Regions from separate parts of the Homo sapiens genome. Here regions 1 and 2 are each linked to region 3. A link is a loop called in an ENCODE intact Hi-C map of the cell type or tissue named here. Cell type or tissue: mammary epithelial cell. All regions are shown on one strand.

What was found. Peaks named below come from ENCODE experiments on the same cell type or tissue, not always from the same donor. Only the 100,000 strongest peaks of a DNase experiment are listed, where the experiment ranks them.
Region 1: it touches region 3 in a loop (2.4-fold over the local background); 7 of 110 quality-filtered maps call a loop at or near these places.
Region 2: a loop joins it to region 3, with 6 times the contacts of the local background. A loop is called at or near these places in 39 of 110 quality-filtered maps.

What each region holds. Positions count from the first base shown.
Region 1 is chr10:122,488,519-122,496,518 of GRCh38, reverse strand. HTRA1 (HtrA serine peptidase 1) reads right to left here. Exons shown (of 9, transcript NM_002775.5): 2 at 7,518-7,617; 3 at 6,893-7,097. Among named protein-coding and RNA genes, the nearest start is that of HTRA1, 31 kb to the right of the region's middle. RefSeq lists an enhancer at 863-2,062. In mammary epithelial cell, no CTCF peak of the experiment used is centred here; DNase peaks (open chromatin) are centred at 1,468, 1,878 and 4,978; H3K4me3 peaks cover 410 bases; H3K27ac peaks cover 5,346 bases.
Region 2 is chr10:122,507,864-122,515,863 of GRCh38, reverse strand. It overlaps HTRA1 (HtrA serine peptidase 1), which reads right to left. Exons shown (of 9, transcript NM_002775.5): 6 at 7,094-7,208; 7 at 5,711-5,768; 8 at 3,799-3,894; 9 at 957-1,673. The coding sequence ends at 1,505. Among named protein-coding and RNA genes, the nearest start is that of DMBT1, 49 kb to the left of the region's middle. In mammary epithelial cell, a CTCF peak has its summit at 4,945 (motif pointing left); a DNase peak (open chromatin) is centred at 5,323; H3K27ac peaks cover 2,666 bases.
Region 3 is chr10:122,561,895-122,569,894 of GRCh38, reverse strand. DMBT1 (deleted in malignant brain tumors 1) reads right to left here. Exons shown (of 56, transcript NM_001377530.1): 2 at 3,899-3,928. Among named protein-coding and RNA genes, the nearest start is that of DMBT1, 5.1 kb to the right of the region's middle. In mammary epithelial cell, CTCF peaks have their summits at 2,643 (motif pointing left) and 4,018 (motif pointing right); a DNase peak (open chromatin) is centred at 4,024; H3K4me3 peaks cover 295 bases.

The sequences.
Region 1 (8,000 bases), 73 kb after region 3:
TATTGCTGCATCCTCAGCACCTAAGAAGTATTTGGCCAAGACAGATGTTCAACACACATTTATAAAATCAGGGAATTAACAAGGAATCACTAAAAGAATGAACAAACTAGACCTCGAAAGATCCATTAGGATCTCAAAATTGGATAATTGCCAAATAGCTTGGAATTCTGACAAAGTCCTTTCTACCAATGTCACAGAGAAATAGACAAAAATAAGGCCTCCCTCTGCTATTGTGACAAGATCAAAGCTTCATCTCTGCAAAAAAAAAAAAAAAAAAAAAAAAAAAAAAAGAACCCACAATCTCTGGCAAACGAAAGGGCAAACAAAATCAGCTTCTCTTCCTGCTCGCCGCGGCCACCTAGTGCTTCACCTCGCTTGGTTCTTATAAGCATTCCTGCCTCCAGCCACTTTCAGCTCCTCGAGGACAAGGTGTTAATTGCCTGCCACTGGGGCTGGGAATTTTTTTCCTGTAAAGGGCCAGGAAGCAAATATTTTTGGCTTCACGGGCCACGTGGTCTTCATCACAACTATTTAACTCTGCTGGTGTAGACTGAATGCAGCCATACACTCTACCTAAATAAGTGAGCATGACCATGTCCCAATAAAACTTTATTTACAACAACAGAGGGCCAGCTTTGGACTACTGGCTGTAGTTGGCCAACCCTGGACTCTGATACTCTGTCACACACTTGATAAACTGTCAAATGGAAGCAATTTGTATTCCCCCCTCAATGAAGAGGACAGGAGACATTCCTAAACAAATCCAGTCCCAACAACTTGGGAACTGCTTTGTCAGACCCATAAATAATAGTCTTAATCCAATTCCCTGAAAAGAGAGTGCCAGAGTGAAAAAAGGCATTACCATATTAAGAGAAAAATATAGCCAAAGAATTTCCTTGACAATCAACTAAGTTCTTGAATCCGGGCCAGAGAACACACAGGGGATCCAGTTCTGAGAGTTTGGGGAACTGAAACGTTTCCCAAGCCAGAAGGAGCTGCAATCAAGAGCTTAGGAGCCACGTCCCCACCCGCCTCTGGACAAAGCCTGGCACAAAATAAAAGCCAGCTTCTACTTCACTGTCTGGCTTCACATTCCCTCATGAAATATTGATTCCCGTCCCCCTAAAAATGGTAAAAATCAATACAGTAATAGAAGCCTCATAACGTCAACACCGTCTGTGGCATCATTAGCAAATGCAATGGTAGCCCTCAGAGTTCTCGGAGAAAAAGAAGAGACCACAAAATGCCCAGTACAGAAGGCGTTGGGGGAAAGAATCCAAAATGGAAAAACACAGAAACAAGAGGGGAGCTGGGGCAGTGCGATGTGCATTCCAGGCTCCCAGGCGCTTCCTTCATGAGGATGAGTGACAGATGACTCCAGAAGAGGGCAGCGGGTGAGCCCAGGCCCTGTGTTCTCTGATTCGCTTTTGGACGAGCTCAGGCCACTGAGTCAGCGCATCTGACCATCCGGTTGCCTGAGGAGAACCGGCGTGAGTCATGGCAAGCACCACCCCAGTCCACTCCCCGCCACTGCCATGTCCCGGGGGGCTGCCTGAACCCCCTCACTCAGCTGACTCAGGGAAGATTCACCATGCGCAGGGCCAAGTTCTGGTGGCCTGGAGAAGAGTGGCCTGCTCAGCAGCTCCCGGGACATGTAAAAGGCCCCAGGCCCCTCACCCGCAGTGACCCCCGTCTGAACTTGATGAGGATCAGGGGTGTCGGCCTTCCTTCTCACTGCACCAGCCAGCTCAGCAGTAAGAGGACCCTCTGCAAACACAGCGGCCCCAGCGCCCAGAGGGCTCCCTCTGTGGCCACTTCAAACAGGTCTGTGGGTGCCATCTGGCCCAAAGGTGGCCGTGGGGTTGGGGGGGTGGCGCAGGCCTACAGGGGAGGGAGGAAAACCACCTCACAAGCCTCAACAAGGCCGTTTCCAAATATTTACCTGGTTGTTGGCGTCAGGGAAAAGCACCCACGGGAAAGCTCACTGTTTCACCAGCGCTTTCCGTTACCAAAGACCATAGACCTGCTGTAGCCCTGACAGGACCACGTGTCCATCAAACTCCAAGCAGGCAAAGCCGGGAGGCAGGGGCATCTGCAGCCAGCCTTCTGCAGGGTCATTTCCTCATTGAATATAGGAGGGAAGCTCGATGCAGGAGCCCCGGGTGCCTTCCCCTCAATTCCATCCATGTGGCGGGTGCCCTTGCTTCCTCCGGGGCAGACAGCTGTGAACGTCCTACTCTGAACAAGGTTGCCAAGCACCTCCTACCTGAGGACCGACAGCCGGATGTGCCCCCAACCCCGCAGTCCAGCTGCAGAGATGAACTTCATTTGACAAATGAGTGAGGCGACTCTAAATTGTGATAAATAGACGAGGAGGGAAAAACCAAGAGTGGAATGCAGTTGTCCCTGGGGTGATGTGTCCCCAAAGTGAGGCAGTGGAGTTGAGGGGACTGGGGCATGGGGCGCTACCTCACACAGCGGGGTGGGGAGAGATGTCTAAGGCAGAATTTAATCAGAGGCCTGAAGGACAGGAAGGTTGGCTGCATGAGGAGCTGGAGAGGGGCGCTCCTGGGAGGGGAACAGCCAAGGCCCCAGGGGACAGCCCTGGCCTGTGGGAAGCAACCAAGGAAGGGGTGTCTGAGCAGAGCAGGTGGGGGTGGAGAAAGGAGGGGAGGAGGGGAAGGGGAGGAGGGGCAGAGAGAGTGAGGGGTGCCCAATCAGGTGGGGCCCTCAAGGTCCTGGTAAGGAGTTCAGATCTCTCTCAGAACAGCAGGAAATCTGCAAAGGCTGTATATAAGATGGGAAGGACATGATTCCAAAGATGCTTTTCTCCAAGTTTCTTAATCAGCACAGCTGGACAAATAGCTGTAGCTAAAGTAACTTTCCCTCCTACCTTCTTCAATACATCCCATTACCTCTGCCTTGTACTCCAGCCTGAAGAAACCAAACTGCTCTCTTTTTACTTTTCTCTCTCCCTGTCCCCACCCCTGCCCCAAACTGCTCAGGAAAAAAAAACCCCGCAGGGACAAAATGCCACCATTGGATGAAAGCTTGACATATGCTGCGCACAGCCAGTGGCTCATGTTAAACGCATTTGGAAAGAGTTTGTAACTGAAGCTGAACTAGTCTGCCCTCAAAGCTGCTTTCTATTAACATGTTTACACGCACACTGTCCCGACTTTCTGCAGCTGGGATTCCCTCCCCAGGCAGGCTGGCCCCAGTCGTGGGTCCCAAGGAGAGGGGAATTTCAGATTTGGGCAGAAGCACAGAAAGGGATGCCTGGCCGGGGCTGCAGGTGGACACCTTCTCACCTCCTGCTTGGAGGGAGACAGCAGGGCAGGCAAGAGGGGGCTGGTCCGTGATTGTCTCCCAAAAGCTCTTCCGGGTCCCAAGACTCAGCAGGCAAAGTGAGCGCACATGTGTCTGCTCAGCAGTGAGAAGCAGAAAAGGAGTCATTTGGTCACAAGCCCAGAAACATCTCTGGCAACTTCAAGCCACTGGAGATGTGAGGGGAGCTCCAAGAATGGGAGGAAAAGCAGATATTAAACTGGACTCACAAAGTGCAAGAACTCAGGCAGTGCTGGGGGCTCAACAGCAGGGGCTACAGCAGCTTCACCATGTTAGTCTCTGTGGGTGGCATCCAGCTTCACTTTGCGATTCCAAGGGGAGCCTCTGCTTGCCCTAACTGGGTCCTGTGTCCACTCCTTGGCCACAGAGGGTAGGACACCATGACTGATGGTCCCACCTACGCTGTCCGATGATGGACATGTGAAATGCCGGCTGTTGCTGCCAGAAAAGGGGGTAGGTGAGTGGCAAGTGGACAATGACCACAGATGTCCGTGGCAATTCTTATTTCACTGAAAGTCTCAAGAATATCACGTTTACAGCCACGCGCAATGGCTCACACCTGTAATCCCAGCACTTTGGGAGGCTGAGGCAGGTGGATCACCTGAGGTCAGGAGTTTGAGACCAGCCTGGCCAACATGGCAAAACCCGGTCTCTACTAAAAATACAAAAAGTAGCCAGGCATGGTGGTGCACGCCTGTAGTCCCAGCCACTCAGGAGGCTGAGGCAGGAGAATCACTTGAGTCCTGGAGGTGGAGGTTGCAGTGAGCGGAGATGGCGCCACTGCACTCCAGCCTGGGCAACAGTAAAACTCTGTCTCAAAACATAAAAATAAAATGAAATAAACATGTTTATGAAGGACAACGGGGGCCCCTCCAAGTGAAATCAGGATGCCAGGGGAGGAGCTGGGCCCAGATGATAAGCCACCGAGTTAGTCACTGGGCCCACGGACGCGGCAGGCAGTCTCACCAGCTTCACTGGGTTACTCTTAAATGGCTTTGCAGGAGGCTGGGCCACAGTCTCATATGACAAGGAGCCGTGTAGGTGATTTTCATTCCTCAAGCACAGTTTCTGCTGGTTCTGTTCTGCCTTCTCGGTTTTCCTGATCTCTTTCATCCTCTTTGTTATCCCTAAGATGACACAAAGCAAGGCCAGCCAGAGCTTCCCCCGAAATAACCCATCATCAAAACAAGGGAACAAAAGAGAAAAAGCTGGAAGAGATGCTGTTACTCTCCCTACTTTCAACTACTATCAGCAAAAAAAAGCAGTTTAGTCAGTGGAAACCAGTCTTTTGTGTGGGTGTCTGCAATTTAATATCCTTTCATTTCCAATTCCATTTTGAAAAGCCACATCAGTTCAATTTTAAATTTCAAGCACCCTTTCTTGGGGGGCTTGAAACACATGTCAAACAGCATGCTGCTGGCTGAAGAGCTAAACTCCCAAGACAGCAGGAGTCAGGTCAGACACACTCTGCAAAGCTCGTCTATTGAGATCGTTCACGTCTTGCCAGGACATGCCAGGGATGGCACGAGGAGACAGTCTCCACCTTGGCTCAAAATTGGAAAAGAATATCCCCCGGCCAGAAGCAGCCGCACGGTATGTGCCCACGCATTCCAAACACGAAGTTACGCAGTGGGGGCGGCGTCCAGGCCAGCGCCTCGCCTGCACACAGCCCATGCCCTGCTGCTGGCTGCCTCCCAAAGCTCCATGAGGCTGAACAGGTCCCACGCGTGGCCACAGGCTGTGCTATTCTGACTGGCTCCTTCCGGTGAGACTACCACATCCTGGATACCTTTCTAGCAGCCTGTTCCTAAACCAGATGCACCCGCCTTCCCATGGGCTGTTTAAGGTCAAGCTGTCCCATCAAACCACGGGGCCGGCCTCTATCCCTCCAGCAGTAGCCATGGGCTGCCTTAGGAGGGCAGGGTCATGAGGTGTTTGCTGTGTGGCCTCACACAGGTTACTAGACTTCTCTGAGCCCCTGTTTCTTCTTCTCTAAAATGGGGATAACACAGCTATTATGCAGATTAGGTGAAAAAGAATGAAGGCAGAGGCTGGCCCAATAATCCTGTGACCAATAAACACACTTTGAAAGATTAGTTGTCGCTAGAAATTCCACAGTGACCTAATAGAAATAACACACAACTGCAGCCTCACTCAAGGCCAGTTACACACACCGGGCACAGAGCCTATATCTACCCAGAGCCTCTTCGGCCATGCCTGGCCACCCAGCCATAGAGAAGCTACAGGAACATCGGGGAAGGAGGGTAGTAAATGTGTTAGCTGGTGGTTTTCTGAAGACTGGCCGTAAAGGAGCCTGAGCTGGGCAGCAACTTGATGTTATAAAAAGACGGAGAAGGAGACCCGGAATCCTACCACCCAAACAGCACACGCAGAGTTGTTTCCAGAAGGAGGTGTAACCAGCGTGCCACTGAACAGCACAAACAGCCAGATTAATTCCACGCTTGTCTGGAATTACTCAGCCCACACCCAGGTAAAGCGAGGCAAGCAGAGGGCTGGACAAGAGACCCCACCTGGCTCAGCCTCTGGTCTTTTCCTTGGTCAGAGGCAGGATTCCAGCCTCCTCTGATTGTTCCCTCCATCTGAAGTCTAGAAAATTATAAGGATGTGAAGAAACTGGAAACCACGCTTTCACTGAACATGCCACACAGCAAACAAAACCTCTCTCATCGACGTGTCGAGTGGGGGTTTTTGATGAGTCAGTAAGAAATGGATATTGTCCCAGACATGAAGACTTTGCTAAGCAAATCAACAGAGCAAAAATGATTGCAAAGAGAATATTTAAATAGAAAGCATTTTCAAATACAGCATTTCCCAAACTGATTTTGGTATGTCTCAGTTCTGCCTGCCCCCACAAAAAGCTGTATACTCAAATGATTATAATTTGGGCAAATAGTTCAGTCAACACCCTTTTGTAGGCAAGCCACGTGCACACTAGCATACTAAAAGCTCTGAGAAGGTCTGGAAAGAAGAAATCCATTAGCTCTGTTTTAATTCAAGTTTTCCAAGATGTTTAAAGTACGAAACATTCTTTTGAAACACATCTCATAACCCCGCAAAACCCCAATTTGGGAGAGCTGGTTTGTTTTCAAAGTAACTGTTGACAAGTTAAGGATGGCTCAGTCTAAAACCCAGTAAATTCTATGTTCATTGTGAACGCATGATGTATCTGTGGAGGATAAATAAAATCTGTAACAAGAGTTGCCACAGGATTGGGAATGGGAAGGAGAATCAATTTTCACTACTTACCTACTAATTTCTTTACAAATCTATTGCTTTCTTTGACAAACATTTAAAACATTATTTTAAAAACTTTTATCTGGCTCCTTACAGAAGTTTTCCTGAGCCCCTTCCTCTCCCACACCCCCAGGCCATACTCAGCATCTCCTCAAGGCCCTCCTGTGACTGGCTCAGACTGGCTTCAGTGCCCCCCGAGAATCAGCTGCAATCAGAGAGCTCTGGTGCCTTTGCCAAGGGTGTTCCGGGGCATCTGAGAACTCACCTCTGCAGGCGAGAACACCCTTACCTGGTGGTCAATTTTGATGAGTGCGATGTCTGCTTTCTCATCCACATCCTTGATTTTGGCTTCGTAAGTGGCACCGTTCTTCAGCTCAACTTTGACCCGGTGCTTGTTGGTCACCACGTGGGCATTTGTCACGATCAGTCCATCTTCCGACACAATAAACCCAGACCCACTAGCCACCGGCACCTCTCGTTTAGAAAACGGAAGCCTAAAATCCAAAGGAGTACACACTTAAGCCTGTAGCACCTTAAAATGAACGCTTCAACGCATTGATTAATGGGTTGTGCAACAGCCACACACACCTAGCCATCGCTCCTTTATATATCGGGCTTAGCATTTAAACACTAAACATCCTGCCAATTTTTTGCATGCATCAAAAACTTCCACTTACAAAATATTCTTAGAGAATCTCTTCAGAGCCCGAGGTTCTTTAAACATTCAGAAGGGTCAAGAATGTAGATTTATATAGTCGAATAGGGAAAATGTTCTAAGGGAGACACACTTATCTTAAGTAGGAAGATATTCAGTGACACTTTGACACTTTAATGTATCTCAAAAATAGCTCTCATGTTTTGCTAGTGGCGGTGAAAGCTTCGGAGGTTATAGGAAAAAGGAAGGCTCTCTTTACTTGCGAAACAATTCGATATGAACCACGGCAGGGGCGATCTTCTCCACCACGTCCGCGATAAAGTTATATTTATGGCGCAAACTGTTGGGATCTTCCTGCCCTGAGAACAAAAGCAAAGAATAGATACTTAATGACACTCTGCTGTGGCCACCTAGAGAAAGACATGGGTTAGAGGAAGCCAAGATGCATGCCCAGCCTTTGGAATTCTGAAGGCGGAGTGAGCGCAATTCCCCCACCTGGGCTCAGCTGCAAATGTCCATCCACCTCCCAAGGGAGTGCCCACCCAGGTAAGGCAGTAAAATCCACTAATGATAACCTCTTTGCTCAGGTTCACCACAAAAACGTTGAGCAGAGGCACCAGCAAATGCTTCAACCTCACACCAGCCTTTCCAAGAAGCTGATGGCCCAAGTTTGTTTTTTGTTTTTTTTCAGTTTATTTTTAGATGGAGTCGCACTCTGTCACCCAGGCTGGAGTGCAATGGC
Region 2 (8,000 bases), 54 kb after region 3:
CAAGCTGCTCAGCCGCCGAGCACCAACACTGATGAGGGCTGTGCTCAACTGGACCGCCCCTGCATTTAAGTTGGCCCTTCGGCCTTCCGCAGCCTCCCCAGTTATGAGTTGGACCTTATGCCTCTGTGGATGGAGGAAGGATTCAGCTCTCAATTGGGAGAACAGAACCTCCATCCGGTCCAAGGCCCTCCTTTTAACTGCTGACAGTTGGAAAGCTTTGACCCGCTGCTCTTGGCATAAACAGCATACTCTCTGGTGTGTGCTCCCCACAGGGACATAGGTCTGTGCAAACTTCCAAGCTAAAGCTGTGCAAGTCCTCTTGGGTCAGCTTCCCAAACTTTCGGAAAGCTTTCATGGAGATAAAGGTGCCTACAGCTGCTTCTAGCTGTACCTGTTTGAGGGCACTTCAAGGGGAGTCCTCCTCTAAACTCACCAAGGCTTAAGGCCTAGTTCTTATTTCACAACCCAGGACAAATGAGGTCAGCTGCAGCCGTGTGCATTCTGGGCCCATTCTGGGGTTGCATCCTGGTCTCCTGAGCTGTCTCCCTTTCAGAAAGAGACTTGGCTTCTGAACTGAAGCTCTACAGAGGGAGAGCCTGCGTCTTTCCTGCTCTCACTGACCACGCACTTACAATGCCTGGCACAGAGCAGAGACCCAGAAAATCTTTGTTGACTAATTGCATGCTGTATGAGGTCAACAGACTCTCTTTCATTTGACAAGCTCCGGATGCGAGTGCAACTGTCCTCAAGTCCTGCTTCATAAAGCCAGGGTGTCCAAGCAGAGTTGTTCATAACCCTGGTAAATCCCATGGGATGATTTTGAAATAACTCATAAGACTAAGAGCTCAAACCTGCGTGGACAATGCAGTCTAATGAGGGGCCCACTGACATTAGAATCATTCCAAAAAGACTGCAACAAGCTGCTCTTGGGAAAGGAAAATAAGCACTACAGAAAGCAATGTGTAAGAAGTACTTTAATAGCTCAAACTCAGAGTCATCGTGCTCCCAATTCCAAAGAGATTCCTAAAAGAGGCAACTTCGGCCGTTTGAGAAGCCAGCGCTCACCCACCCGGGGTCTCTGTGCATTGACCTTTGGGTGCTGACTTGGAGAAAAGCACAAACACGACCAGTCCCATCCTGGCTCCCGTGGGGCTTCTTCTATCTACGCATTGTATCGACTGCATTAGTTGGACTAAGATGATGACTCAGTTAAAGGAGGAGACAAATGCTGACTGTCTAAGCAAGAATGGCCCAAGCTGGCAAGAAAAAGCACACTGCATACATAGGATACAGAAGGGCAGAGCTTCTGCCTGCGGATCTGCAACATTACATTTGTTTTGCCTGCAAACTATCAAGAAGGATTCTGTTGGCCAGGGAGTCTCCACTGAACAAACAAAATGGCAGTCAAAAGTCTTGAGTGTCCTATTCCAGCAGCCCAGAGTCCTCATCCGTCATCCACGGGAGAGTCTTTGAGGGAAACATGAAGTCCAGCTCATGCCTCTGCCTATGGGTCAATTTCTTCGGGAATCACTGTGATCATGATATCTTCATTACCCCTGCGGACCACCATGTTCAGGGTGCTTTCCCTTTTAATGACGTCGCTGACATCATTGGCGGAGACCACGGACTGTCCATTGATGCTGATTATGACGTCGTTTTCCTTGAGACCACCACTGCAACACAAAGGGAAACACAATGGCAATGTTTCGTGTTTCCATTCCTCCTGGTCTGACTTTACATGGACAGAGGCACAGCTTAGAACCTAAAAGCCCAGAGCAAACAGGATTGGACGGTGGCGAACTTAGAATAATTCAAACCATCAGTGGGTCAGGCACGGTGGCTCATGCCTGTAATCCCAGCACTTTGGGAGGCTGAGGCAGGTGGATCACCTGAGGTCAGGAGTTCAAGACCAGCCTGGCCAACATGGTGAAGCCCCGTCTCTACTAAAATTACAAAAAAAAAAAAAAAAAGAGCCAGGTTTGGTGGTGGGCACCTGTAATCCCAGCTACTCAGAGGCTGAGGCAAGAGATTCACTTGAACCCAGGAGGTGGAGGTTGCAGTGAGCCAAGATTGTGCCACTGCACTCCAGCCTGGGTGACAGAGTGGGATTCCATCTCAAAAAAAATAAAATAAAATAAAAAATAAACCATCGGTAGATTGGATTACTTTTTAAGGTTTTTTTTTTTAATAATGTTCTTTTTTCCCCACTCTTTTTTTTTTTTTTTTTTTTTTTTTGAGATGGGGTCTCAATTGTTGCCCAAGCTAGTCTCGAACTCCTGGGCTCAAGGGATCCTTCTGCTTCAGCCTCCTGAGTAGCTGGGATTACATGCATGTGCCAGGATGCTGGGCTCCTTTTGAGATTTTTAGGCTAAATCATCCATTGTGTCCACTGTAGAAATGCCTACTAACACTTGTGTGGCTTTATGACCCCAAGGAGATCAAAGGTCAAGATTGACCCCAAAGTGGGGAAGGATGTACCAGGTACTATCTGCCACGTAGTTGGCCAGATATCTGCCAGATAGTTGGCCACTATCTGGCCAACTTGCTTATAATGGGTATTGCAACTCAGAATGCAGTTCCTATAGGGGTGGGCGGAATGTTTCTGTTAAGAGGCACTTCCTTTGTGTGGTTGCCACTATAACTGTAGCTCTTATATAGCTCAGCGTCAAAACGCTGTCATGGTCCTTCATGGGCTAGCACAAGGGTCTGCAAACTTTTTCTGTAAAGGGCTCCATAGGAAATATTTTAGGCTTTGCAGTACATATGGTCTCTGTTGAAGCTACTCAACTCTGCTGTTCCAGCACAAAAGCCACCATAGATGTCATAAACCAAATTACAGTGGACACTGAAATTTGAATTTCATACAAATTTAACATGTCACAAAATACTATTCTTATTTCAGGATTTTTTCAACCATTTAAATGTTCTCATAAGTGGGAACTAAGCTACGAGGACACAAAGGCATAAGAATGATACAATGGACTCTGGGGACTCAAGGGGAAAGGCTGGGACAGGGATGAGGGATAAAAGACTACAAATTGGGTTCAGTGTACACTGCTTGGGTGATGGGTGCACCAAAACCTCACAAATCACCACCAAAGAACTTACTCATGTAACCAAATACCACCTGTTCCCCCAAAAACCTATGAAAATAAAAAATAAGTAAAAATAAAAATAAAATGCAAAAACTATTCTTAGCCCACAGCTCCATATAAAAGCAGGCAGTGGGCCAGATCCAGCCCCCAAGGCACATTTGCTGGTCCCTGGTCTCGCACTTTTCTCTGGATATTCCGCCAATACAGGTAACAAACCCTGATGGATGGTTGAGCTACTTCTTGTCATGTTACTTTGATATCACTTGGGTTATTTTTCTGGAGGTGTTGACAGGTATGGGCCTAATTGTCAGAGACATTCTGGAAGACTCCAGGAAGAGAAGGGTCCTGAAGCCTAGAAAAGGACCACCAAGTGAGGGCTTGGGGACACTGTTCCTGAAACCCTCTCTCTGGCCAGCCGGGCCATCTCAGAGACTCATTACGAGTCTGCTATTGCTCTGTCCATCTGGAGGGTCCTCGTGGAGCAAGGACTTTTGAAGACAGAAGGCACCCTCCTATGGATGAGTCCCGAGCCGAGCCAGGTCGGAAGGCCTGGCCAGCAGGAATGACAAGCAACGTCCGACCACGTCTGTCAAGGATCAACATAATCATCTGAGCCAGTAGAAAAGGAACAGCGCTCCCTCTTCCTGCTACCCCCACAGGAACAACAAGAATATTGGGAAAAGAGAAAACGACTCCAACTCACGCTTCTGCTGGGGTATCAGGAATTACTTCAATTATATACGCTCCTGAGATCACGTCTGGGAAGTCCCGGTGCCGGTCCTTCAGCTCTTTGGCTTTGCTGCTCCAGAGAAAAAGCACCCGTGTTAGTGTGAAGAAACACCAGGCCTTCCTCACGCAAAACTCAGCTCTCACCAGTTCCCGTCTTCTCCTTAGGTCTAAGGTAAAATTCCTCCAGGAATTCTGATCCTATTTTAAAATTAAAATTGCCTGTCTACCAGAGTCAAAGATTTACTTGGTAACAGCAAGGAAAGTGCTTTATTATTTATTTATTTTTTTTATTTATTTTTTTTTTTTTGAGACAGAGTCTTGCTCTGTCGCCCAGGCTGGAGTGCAGTGGTACGATCTCAGTTCACTGCAACCTACATATCCCGGGTTCAAGCAATTCTCCTGCCTCAGCCACCCGAGTAGCTGGGATTACAGGTGCCTGCCACCAAGCCCGGCTAATTTTTTATATTTTTAGTAGAAACAGGGTTTCACAAATTGGCCAGGCTGGTCTCGAACTCCTGGCCTCAAGTGATCTGCCCGCCTTGGCCTCCCAAAGTGCTGGGATTACAGATGTGAGCCACCGCACCCAGCCATCATCATTGTTATTATTTCTTAATTAATAGTAGCTATTACTAAGGAGTCAGTAAAGTACAGTGGTTGGCCTGGTTTGCAGCCCTAGCTCGGCCATTTGCTAGCTGTGTGACCTCGGACAGTTGCTTAACTTCTCTGTGCCTTCATTTCCTCACCTGCAAAATGGGGATAATAACAGTACCCTACAACATGAGTTGTGAGGATCAGATGAGATCATCCCAGTAAGGCACCTGGCCCAGTACGTGTGATACATAGTGGCTGGCATCACTGTGGCTGGTGACCCCTGCCACCACTCCCTGATCTGAGCCTGGCCACACATCAGAAGCACCTGCGCTGTCATCCCTATCCTGAAGAGGAGGAAACTGAGGCACTCAGGGGTCATATCGTTCCCAAGGTCACAAGGCAGGACATATCAGAGCAGGGACAGGAACCCAGGAAGCTGGGCACCAAGGGCTTACCATCTTTCCCTACACCTCGTAGTTCCAAAGGCAAACAACTGAGGGGACACTTTAACCTTGACAAATGGCTCCATCTTCTGGAGTGCTAAGAAAGGGACCACCATTCATAACATGTATCAAAATATATTAATACTTTCACAGTGAGTGAATCATTAATTCATCATAGTAATGAACACATTAATCTATCTGTTACTATATTCTAGTCTTTACCTACTTTACCTCTGACAGTTTTAGCCATGCCAGGTGAGTCTACTACCAGGACTCATGAGATTACACCAGAATTTTTCATCCAGTTTAGAACACCAGGATGCCATGAGCCTGCCAACCACAGGCCGCAATTCCACCAGCTCGGGGAAAACAAGCACATCAGTCATTCACTTCCCTGCGCTGGACCTGCCCTGGCATTCCTGGAGCCGCGGCCCACGAGCTGCAGAGCAACGAAAGCAGAGTGCCTAGAGCTGCGGGAGGGGCTTGGGGCCCTCCTGGAATGTGGGTTTCAACAGAATGTGGGGTAAGGAAGACGTGAGCCAGAGTGAATCAACAGCCCCACCACGCACACACTGTTCAGGCCTGCCTTCAAAGAGGAGGGCAGAACCTTCTACACCGGAGGGCCTGCTGCCAGTGAAGAAAACCAGCTCAGAATGCAAAAACACAGGTTAAAACCAAACAAAGGGGCCAAGGCTAATGACCTGTCCTCTTTCCCGATGCTACTTCATTATAAGCAGAAACTGAGACGTCTTAAGGCAGCATAAGGTTTCTCTTTCAGGGGTGCCCGTGAGCACCTTCTGAAGTTCAGGTTTATTAAAATTTAAGACACAGACACGCATCCTGTTTACCCACCTGGACGTGAGTGACATCATTCGGATACCAATATACTTCTTCTTGGTGATGGCTTTTCCTGGTGAGACAACAAAGGGACAGCAGAAGGTCAGCCCAGTTGGTGGGGGTGCTGGGGACACCAGGGGCCGGGGGCCCAATCCCCCAGGTTGCAGGAAGGGCCACAGAAGGGTACACTGAGGTTGCGGCTCAAATCCTGGTCTGGACCCCTCCCCTCTGGGGGACCTTGGGAAAGTCCCATTGTTTCAATTAATGGTCAGGTACCTGGGCATGACCCTTAATTCCTCATGGCCTCATCCTGACAGCTGGCCCTTCCCCAAGCTTGCTCTACCCCCCATATATATCTGGAATGTGACCCCTCTGTCCCACCTCCACTGCCACCACCCTTGTCTGAGACCCCAGCATGTCTCATCCAGATGGCTGGGAGAGCCCCTTAACCGGTCCCCAACTTCCAGCAACCCCTCCAGCAGACTCCCCGCAGCCATCAGAGTGTCCTTTCAGTGACATCAATCAGATCATAAACTTCCCTGTTCTTAAATGTCGTTAGGATGCAACCCAGGTCCCTCACCACGGCCTGCTGTGAGCCTGCTCGCCCGGCCTTGGCCTCTTTCCACCCCGGGGAACTCCATGCTGTCACTGTGCTCCGGCCCTCAGGCCACTTCAGGGGCCTTGTGCTCACTCAACTATGCTGAGTCCTCTGTCTTTCCTTCTGGAGTGTTCCCCCCACATCCCTGCCCGCTGGTTCCTCCTCACTCAGACCTCAGCTTGGAAGGCATTTCCTGGCCACACCATCTCCACCAGCTGCCCCTCCAGTCGCTCCCTTGACGGCCACCCTGATCCGTTTTCTTGGGAGCACTAATAGTATCTTATGTGTTTGATTATTTACTGTCAGCCTTCCCATCCCCCAACAGAACATAAAAGTCACACCGGCAAAGGCCCCTGTTGAGCCCCAGGCCCCAGTTGAGCTGTCCACTGCCAAGCTCCCTGCTTGACTTAGAGCAGATGGGGCAATAAACGTTTGCAGAATGATCTCCCTGAACCGTTTTCTCATCAGCAAAATGGGACTAGTAATTCCTAACTGATAGGGCAAAAGAATTAAGTGACATACATAAAGAAAGTGAAATAATGTACACAAGTCACCTAGGATCATGCCTGGTACATATTAGACTGACTCAAGTGACATTGCCATGATCAGAGGACAAAAATGGTGAAATGTCTGTGACCTTCTGCGAGGGATTTAGTAATGTGCATTCCCGTTCACTTCTGGATCAGAGACGGCTTGGCTAGTCCTAGGGGCTGCCGCTTTTCCCTTCCCCAAGTCCCAAAGGGCAGCTGAGCTTCAGGCCCCATCTCCGGAGTCCCCAGGGCTGTGTGGGCCTTGCCTACCTTTGGCCTGTCGGTCATGGGACTCCGTGAGGAACTTTTTAATCTTATCAGATGGGATTGCAAAGGAGATTCCAGCTGTCACTTTCAAAGTGTTAATTCCAATCACTTCACCGTCCTGAAAAGCAAGAAGGACACGGCTTACTGAATCGTGAAGCTTTACCGGCAGGTACACACCCAGAGAGAATATGCCTGAAAGAAGTCCCTGAGCTATTTCAGAGATCGAAGTGGGGAGATGCAAGGAGGGGATCCCCGTGGCAGCAGGGAGAGAGGCATCAGGACACCCAGGCAGCGCGAGCCACGCGCAGCTGTGGAAGAATCGCACATACTCCAGGTCGGCACTGGGTGCTCACCTCACGGTAAGCACAGATAGTTTCAAAATGCACGATATGATTTGCTCCTGTTTCACAAGGAATACGTTTCCAAAGGCTCAAACTCCTTTAGGTGGCTGCCCACACCTTCCTGCTTCTCCCATGTCTAATGATCTTAAGATGACTCTGCTGACTTCAGGGGGAAACAACCCTAGAGCTTAGGGCTGTCATGCTTCATTACCAGCAAAGCCATCTCCACTCCATCCCCAAGTGCTGCGCGGGGAGGCAGAGGACAGAGCTGGGAGCACAGCTGCCCCTCTGCTGGGAAGAGAAAGCTGCCAAGTGCACACTTCCCAGGAGTGCTGAGATGTCAGTACCTGATGCCAAGGCACCATCTAGGAGGTGCCATCACACTGGGCCTTGCTAAAGACAGCCCCTATAAATGGCCCCAGAGCTGCCCTCTATAAATGGCCCCAGAGCTGCCCTCTATAAATGGCCCCAGAGCTGCCCTCTAGCTCTGCTGGTCTGTGTTCTAAGGCTTCACTTTTTCTGCTCAAGTATTTAAGGGAAGACTTAAGTGATATCTTTGTGGGTGGGTA
Region 3 (8,000 bases):
CATAGCCCCATCCTAGTCACAAGATCCAATGTCAATGACAACTGGCTGTATCTATAGCTAAAACACACCCTCAAATGACAAACATTCACCATCACTGATATACTCCTGATAAGATGGTTCAACTAGAAAGAAAGGTGGTTTCGAAAGAATACCAACCTTTTCAGAATGCCGAAATAAATCACTCACAAAGTGGCTGCATGGAGGACCATGTCCCCTTGGGGAGTCCAGTCCCACTTGCTGGTTGGATTATCAAGGGTACATCCCATGCATGGTGGCATGGGCTCAGTCCAGTCCATACGGCAAATGCCAGAGTTGCTCTAGAAGTGAACATTCTAACCACAAACTCCTCTTTGGGGAACACGCCATGGGACAGTGTCCTTGAAGGTTTCTTTGGGAACTAAAGGACCCCTTGGTGTCCACACACTTCCTGGCACTACGCAAACAAAGGAAATCAACACTGGGATTTGCTGGGTTGGGTCCAGGAGAAGTTCTCTTTTCCATTGAGGATATTAAGTAGCTTTTATTTGTCATTTAATTCCAAATAAAGAGAATGCTTTGGTTCACTCCTCAATTTGATGTTGGTATACATTTATGTTTTAAGGACCAGCAGTTCCTCCATCCTCGTCAGCTTTTAAAGGAGGAGAAACTGCCACTTAGGAAGATATATATTTGGTATCCCAGGCCGGGGGTGGTCGTGATGCTGCTCATCAAAACCACTCCATGAGGTGATTGCATCAGCAGGCTCTGGGGGGTGAGACTGAAGCCTGCCTCCACTATATCCAGCTTTAGAAGGACTGGCCGATGATCCCTTGACCTTCATTGTCTATGAAAAGGGCCAGTACCACCTGCCCTCCAATATCAATTAAGACATGACTTACTGCAAAGCAGGTAAGCTGTAGAGCACACACATATGTACGCACACATACTTATGTGTGGTAATATTGACTCAGAGTTGCAGATACACAGAGCAAGGTGATATCCACACTACCTGAGCACATGACACCAGCATCTTCCCTGTGGCCACATTCGTGGTTGTACCATCCGCTGTGGGGACAGCTTGACAGGTAGGACTCCCTTCCCAAGCAATGCAAGTCACCCAAGGGAATGTTACCCAAGCCCTGACCAAAGTGGGCCCCGCCCAGGGCTGACATGGAATAGCCACAGCCGAGCTGCCTGCAGACAACATCTGCATCCTGGGCGTCCCAGCTGTCATCACACATAGTGCCCCATTAGCCTTGGTACAGGACCTCCACCCGGCCCTGACACCGGTCACCTCCATTCACCAGCCTCAGAGGCAGACCTGCAGTGACACAGCCAGAAGCTTTTATCTTGGTGCTCTCGGCCCCCTTGACTTGCATCCCTACCCTCCTCACTCCTCCTTCTTCCTCTCACCACCCTGCTTATTTACAATCTTTCTCCCAGCAGGATCTTAAGTATCCTTGTTCTTCCATGTTCTCTCTTTGCCCTCTTCTCATTCTGTATTTTCCCCCTGGAGAACCTCATGTACTCTGAGAACTTTCCAGAAGACCCCCAAATCCACCTCTCTGGTTCTGACTCAGCCCTGACAGCCCAGCCCTGAGCTCTAGACCAGCATTTTCAGTGGCCTCCTGGCCATCCTACCCCCCACATCATCCCAAACTCAACACAGCCTCTTCCCTCCGTTTGAATTAAGGATGTCATCATGCTCCATATTAACCATGCTGGGAATAAGGGCATCATATTCGACTCCTCCTTCTCCTCACATCCTACATCTAACATCACCAAGGTCATTCCTTCCGTGTCGTTCCCACTGCCATTTCACTGGGATAAGCCTTCATCCCCTTGAACCTGGCCTCCTCCCAGCTGAATCCTCAGTGTCTGCTCTTCCTTTCTCTAGTCCATCCACATTCATTGATTCAATCAGCATCGATGGAGTGCTTACTCTGCACCCATTTCTATACTAAGAGGATTCACTGGTCTCCAGGTGGTTTTCAAGTTTTATCTTTAGAAAGTACAAATATATTCAATTCAATTCCTTGCTCAAAATGCTTCAGTACACTCTCCAGTCCCATCAGGATCAAGTCCAAGAGCAAGCCTCGACCTACTTTTCCAGCCTCCTCTCCTGGGAGGGGCTAATTGAGCCTGCTTCCCACCATGGAGCTGGCCATGCTGGGAAGTCAATAAGCACCATGTTCCTGCCCGACGTGATGCCACTAGACCACCCACTGGGGTAAGCTGTATTGATGGTGTGAGGAAAATAGGTACAGGTCCTGAGGGGTGCAGCCCACCGTCCTGACAGTAGGAGCCAGATCCTGGGTGTGGCTTTTCAATGGTGAGTTTGAGATTATGAGAAACTTGTGGTCACAGAGTGAGAGGCTGGAATGGGATGCAAAGGGAGGGGGCAGGTTGCTTTTCCTCCCAGAGGGAGGAAAGGCCAGCTGGACCATCTTCAGGGTATCCCCAAAGTACATTCTGGACTTCCCATGCTCTGTCCTTCCCCAGTCTCAGGGACATAATCCATGGAGATGCCTGTTCAGACCTGAGGCCTTATTCGGAAGGGCCCCTCTTACGAGCAAAACACCCTACCTTCTATGCCATCTGCAACTCTTCTGGATCAGAGATGAACCTAGAGGTGCAGCAGGGCAATGCGCCCCCTCCTGGTCACCCTGTGAATGGTCCCTCCAGGAGAGTGCTCGGTCTCCCTGCCTCAGCCTCTCCCTTGCTCTGTGTTGGTCAGAAATCTGCCTTTCCCAGGCCATTTCTGGATCTCTCAAGTCATGTCCTGGAAGGGGAGGGACTGACCTCAACAAGGCCAAGGGCCCAGGAGCAGAGTCATCCTAAGTGAACACATGGAAGGCCCTGAAAAATTAAACTTGGGCACAAAGTTCTCTGCACATTCTCACTGGAGAGGCAGGGACATTTAGCCAAAGTCAAAGACCAGGGCAGGGGTAAGAGGAGGCACCCATCCTAGCCTCAAATCTCTGCCCTGCTACTCACCAGACACATGATCTTAGACATAGAAATATTGACAAATTAGCTAACTGTGCCCTGGTTTTCCCATCTGCAAAATGGGTATAATCGTATTACTTACCTCAAAGTGTTCTTGGAAAGATTTCATGATAATAGCACTCACTATGTGCATTAGTTGAGCACTTATTAGGTGCCAGGTGGTATTTTAAGTATTTTTTAAAAATATATCAATTCATTTCATACATGAAAATCATTTTATGCAGGGTATATAACAAGTGCTTGGTAGATGTTAGTTATCTTCAAGATACCTGTCATTATTAGTGAAAAGAAAAGGTAGGCCGGGCGCAGTGGCTCATGCCTGTAACCCCAGCACTTTGGGAGGCCGAGGTGGGTGGATCACGAGGTCAAGAGATCAAGACCATCCTGGCCAACATGGTGAAACCCCATCTCTACTAAAAATACAAAAATTAGCTGGGCGTGGTGGTGCGCACCTGTAGTCCCAGCTACTCTGGAGGCTGAGACAGGAGAATTGCTTGAACCCAGGAGGCGGAGGTTGCAGTGAGCTGAGATTGCACCACTGCACTCCAGTCTGGTGACAGAGCAAGACTCCATCTCAAAAAGAAAAAAGAAAAAGAAAAAAAAAGAAAAGGTACTGACCTTTATTTTCAACTATCTCTCCTCACACCAAACTGAAACTAACCTCATCTGATAAATGACTGAGAGTCAGAGAGCAAGAGGAAGGAGAATGACAGCTGGGATTGGCCGAGTGTGCACTTGAGACATGCCCCAGGTCTTGGCACGCACGTCTCCTGTCCCCCCGGCATTCCTGCATTCGACAAGGCAGGCGTTTGCTCTGTGACCTCAGCTGTGCTCAGCCTCAACTAGCCAACAGTAGCAGAGGAGAACTGGCCAACCCCACCAGGGAAGAGGAGTGAAGAAAAGGTCTTACCGTAGTCTGTAGTCCTTGGGATCCACCCACCTGGAAAGAACACAAATTCGTCTTAGAAACACTGTTTAGAAATGATTTCCTACAAGTCACAGAAATTGGCTTTAGCTTCACCGTACAATCACACCAGAGGGCGCTGTGGCTCAATCTTGGGTTTGTGTGTCCCCGACGTTCTTGCTAAATGAATTCTGCAATAGCGGATTAAAGCAAGTGGATTGGATATGAGGAGCTCAATCATTTTAGATGTAATGAAGCATATGTCTCTTTACTAGGCCCCTAACACTACAGCTTATGGTGACAGGATGTAATCTATGCTTGGAAAGAAGGGCTGGACAAGAGAAGACAGCTTAAGCTCGTTGTCCAGTCTGAAATTTGAGTATAGCTGGCATTGACAACAGCCACTCAGATGACCCCTAAAGAAGAAAATATGTTAATGTCAGATATTCTGTTCCTTCTGACTCATAACCTGAAAACATTTTATTCCATCTTGAAGCAAATGGAAATCTAGAGATCCCTGGATCTTTATATTCAGTGAGGCCAGACAAGGTCCATCGGACTCAACTGTAGCTTTTGAGTTTCTTTTTGAGCAGTTCTAACTATACTCGTGAGTGTTGATATTTAACAACTTTTATATATTTTAGAGGTCTTTCAAAGATCAGAGAGAGTATTTATTCATTTAAAAAAAAGGATAAAACTCATCCTATCTTGTAATCACCATATGGATCCATTAGATCCTTTTATAAATCCAAGATTCATTATTGGCTTCTGATTTTATTTTTCCTATGTCTTGAAGCATTTCACTATTTCATCATCCAAGAAAGTATTGCATCATTATTCATCAATTATTAAATAGTAAGAAAATGATAGAATGGTGAAGTTGCCTAGAAGGAAGATGAACTAGTGAAATAAGTCATAATTCTTCCATGCCCAAAGTATTGTATTATCTTTCAAGAAGATTTTTTTTAAGATTGGAGACACTTTCTTCATAGTCTGTTTTTAGCTTTCATTGAATGCAGTTAAAAATTCAAATTTTTTCATTTTCTACTTGTGATGGCAAAGAGAAGAAAACTGACAAGGGAAGATGTTTCTGCAATAATTAGATGAACCAGAAGAGGAATATAGAGACAAGATATAGCACTCCAGATACTAATAATGGTAGAATTGATTGTACAACAGAAATCTCAGACTATGAGTCTTCAGATGATGATATCCTAGATGAATTTCTCAAATTCAAGAATCCAGGGTCAATGATACAATTCTAAGGACAAAAATAAAATACAGTACTCTTACACACTTCGATAGGGATTTCATCACATGATATTTTGCAACAAGAACTTCAACCATCTTATTTTGCTAAAAAAAAAAAATACATGTGATGGTATTCTTTTGTCTTTTATGATGTTTATATACCAAAATGTATGTGATACAAAAAGGTCTGCTATGTTTAAATTCTTATTAACAATTCCAGCATACTTTCTTTCATTATTCCTTTTCTTTTTACTTCCTGGTAAAAGGAGGATTAAGGCATTTGACAAAATTATCAGATTATTATTTTATTTTTAGAGATAGAGTCTTGCTCTATTGCCCAGGCTAGATTCAAATTCCTGGGTTCAAGCGAGCCTCCTGCCTCCAGCCCTAGAGTAGCTGGAACTACAGGCATGTGTCACCATGCCCGGCTCTTCAGATTCTTTGTAAATGTGGGTCCTGAGAGCAGTGACAGTCACAGTTCAGAGATTTGAATTTCTCTAATGGAACCAACAGGCCAGTGACAGGACTTGCCGTATGTCAGAGAACATCTTCACCTGCCTCAACAGCCTGAATATGAGCTCCATGATGGGCTCCCCCAGCTGCCCTGCTTCATATTGATGGCTTAGGAAGGGGGCCACTGAAACCATGTGGCTATGCATCCCTGAAAATGAAGAAGAAACTCGCAATAGAAACCACAACATTCTTTCAACAGAGATAGCAAACTAGGGAACTCTGTACCAGAACATCCCCACCTCTTTTCTGACATGCCATCCCTGCTCCCACACTCAAGAACGAGCTGATAGATGTGCCTAAGAGAGCCTTCCATTCAAAACTCGGCCATTTAAACACAGTCTACCTGACACCATGCAATTCCCACTGCCAGGTCCCAGGTATCCTGCCTAATCCCATGGCAGTCGAACTCATCCAGCCAGAGCCTTGACAAGGCTCATCCACAGCATGGAACACCACATTGAAGTTGTTCCTGGTTCTGCTGTGTCCACACATTTTGAATAGACCCTTCTGCACATACTGAGACCAATCTGTAGTCTTCCAAGAATCAACCACATAGCTGTAGGTTACTCCAGCTGCCATTGTGGGAATGGTGGTAAATTGCCTGAAGGGAGAAGAATCACTTCTGGAAAATGATTTATTAATTTTTTTTTTTGAGACAGAGTCTCACTCTGTCACCCAGGCTGGAGTGCAGTGGCACAATCTCGGCTCACGGCAACCTCTGCCTCCTGAGTTCAAGTGATTCTCATGCTAACAAACACTGGTACCTTCCTACTAAGTTTACTCCAGGCTTTATCTGGATTTCACCAGTTTTTCATTTTCTGTTGCAGGATCCAATCCAAGAGCTCACATTACTTTTAGGAAGCTGCTTTTGGATAAAACATGAGGAAAATGTCTAGAGTAGTAACACTAAATGGTTCTGAGGCTCTGTCTATGTGCCAGATACTGCATGGGTTGGAACATAACCTCCATTTATAAATGAGTAAACTGAGGGTCACAGAGGATCCACAGCAGGCAAGTGGCAGAGGAGGGGCATTGCTGGGGCTAGCAGTGGGTACCACAGCCTTTCCTGCCCAGCACAAACCTGGGCATACTGAGTTTTTCTCAAGAGTTTGCATGAAGACCAGAGCTGACAGGTGCCTGCCACCTCGGTACTTCCAGCGCAAAGCTCTGTGGTCAGGCTCCAAGCACTGAGTTAGATGCCACAGTTCAGTTCATCACCTCAGTTCCCTGCAAGGAGCAGCAAGGGCCAGTGGGCCAGAGCTGTCATCTGAATGCTAGTGAATTTGATCCAGATTCAAGCCCTAACCCAGCCACTCACCAGTGCTGTCTTTGGACAAGCCAATAACCTTTCTGAGCCTCAGTTTCCCCATCTGAAATGTGGAAATAATTGTTCCTAACTTCAGCAATGTTAGAAGATTTAAATAAGAGAATACAGGTCCACTTCAGAGAGCATGAATTCCCACCTCTGAATGGCAAACACAGGCATGCATGCACATGTGTGCATGTCTGTCCATATGCATGCACATAACATCATGGGCAAACTACAAATGTCCTCAATCCAAGAGCACTGCTGCCTGTTGTTTCTTTGTAGATAAAGACGAGGCAATTCACTCCCTGTCTACAGTGGCTGATGTGAATTCCATGTCATGGTTCAGAGACAATCTGGAGGGTGAACTCGGTACTGACAAGAGCTGGGGCTGAGGACGCAGCCTCCCAGTTTCAGATGCTTCTGATGGAGGCAGGATGAGGATGCCCAGTCTCCACTCCCCTGAGGTCCTGGGCCTGGTGGCCCCCAGTCCCTCCACACACTCATCACAGGGGGTGGGCCTGCTCCCTACCACCTGGGTGGGAGGGCTGGGTTTGGGGGTGCTGCTTTCATGAAAGCAACCAACCAGATGAACCTTAATCTTCAAAGCTTCCCCCACTGAGCCTAGGGGGAGAGTGACAGTTCCAGAAGTTACCTGAAAATTAGGTGATTTTTACCCTGTATCCTGAAATTCATAAATCTAGCAAAAGATGACATAAAAGAAAAAAAAGGCAGTAGGAAAGATAAAAGAGAAGAAGGAAGAAAGAAATGAATAAAGAGAGGGAGAGAAAGAAAAAGGGATGGAAGGAAGGTAGAAAGAAGATAGAAACAAAGGGAGAGAGAGAGAGAGAAATAGGGAGGAAAAGTGATAAGAGCTGCCCAATAGATGATGAGAAAGAGTGAGAGAGAAAAAGAGAGGGGGAGGGAAGGTGATAATAGCTGCCTGACAGATGAAGAGAAACAGATAGAGAGAGAGAGGAAAGGTGATAATAGTTGCCCAATAGTTGAAGAGAAAGAGAGACAGAGACAGAGAGAAAG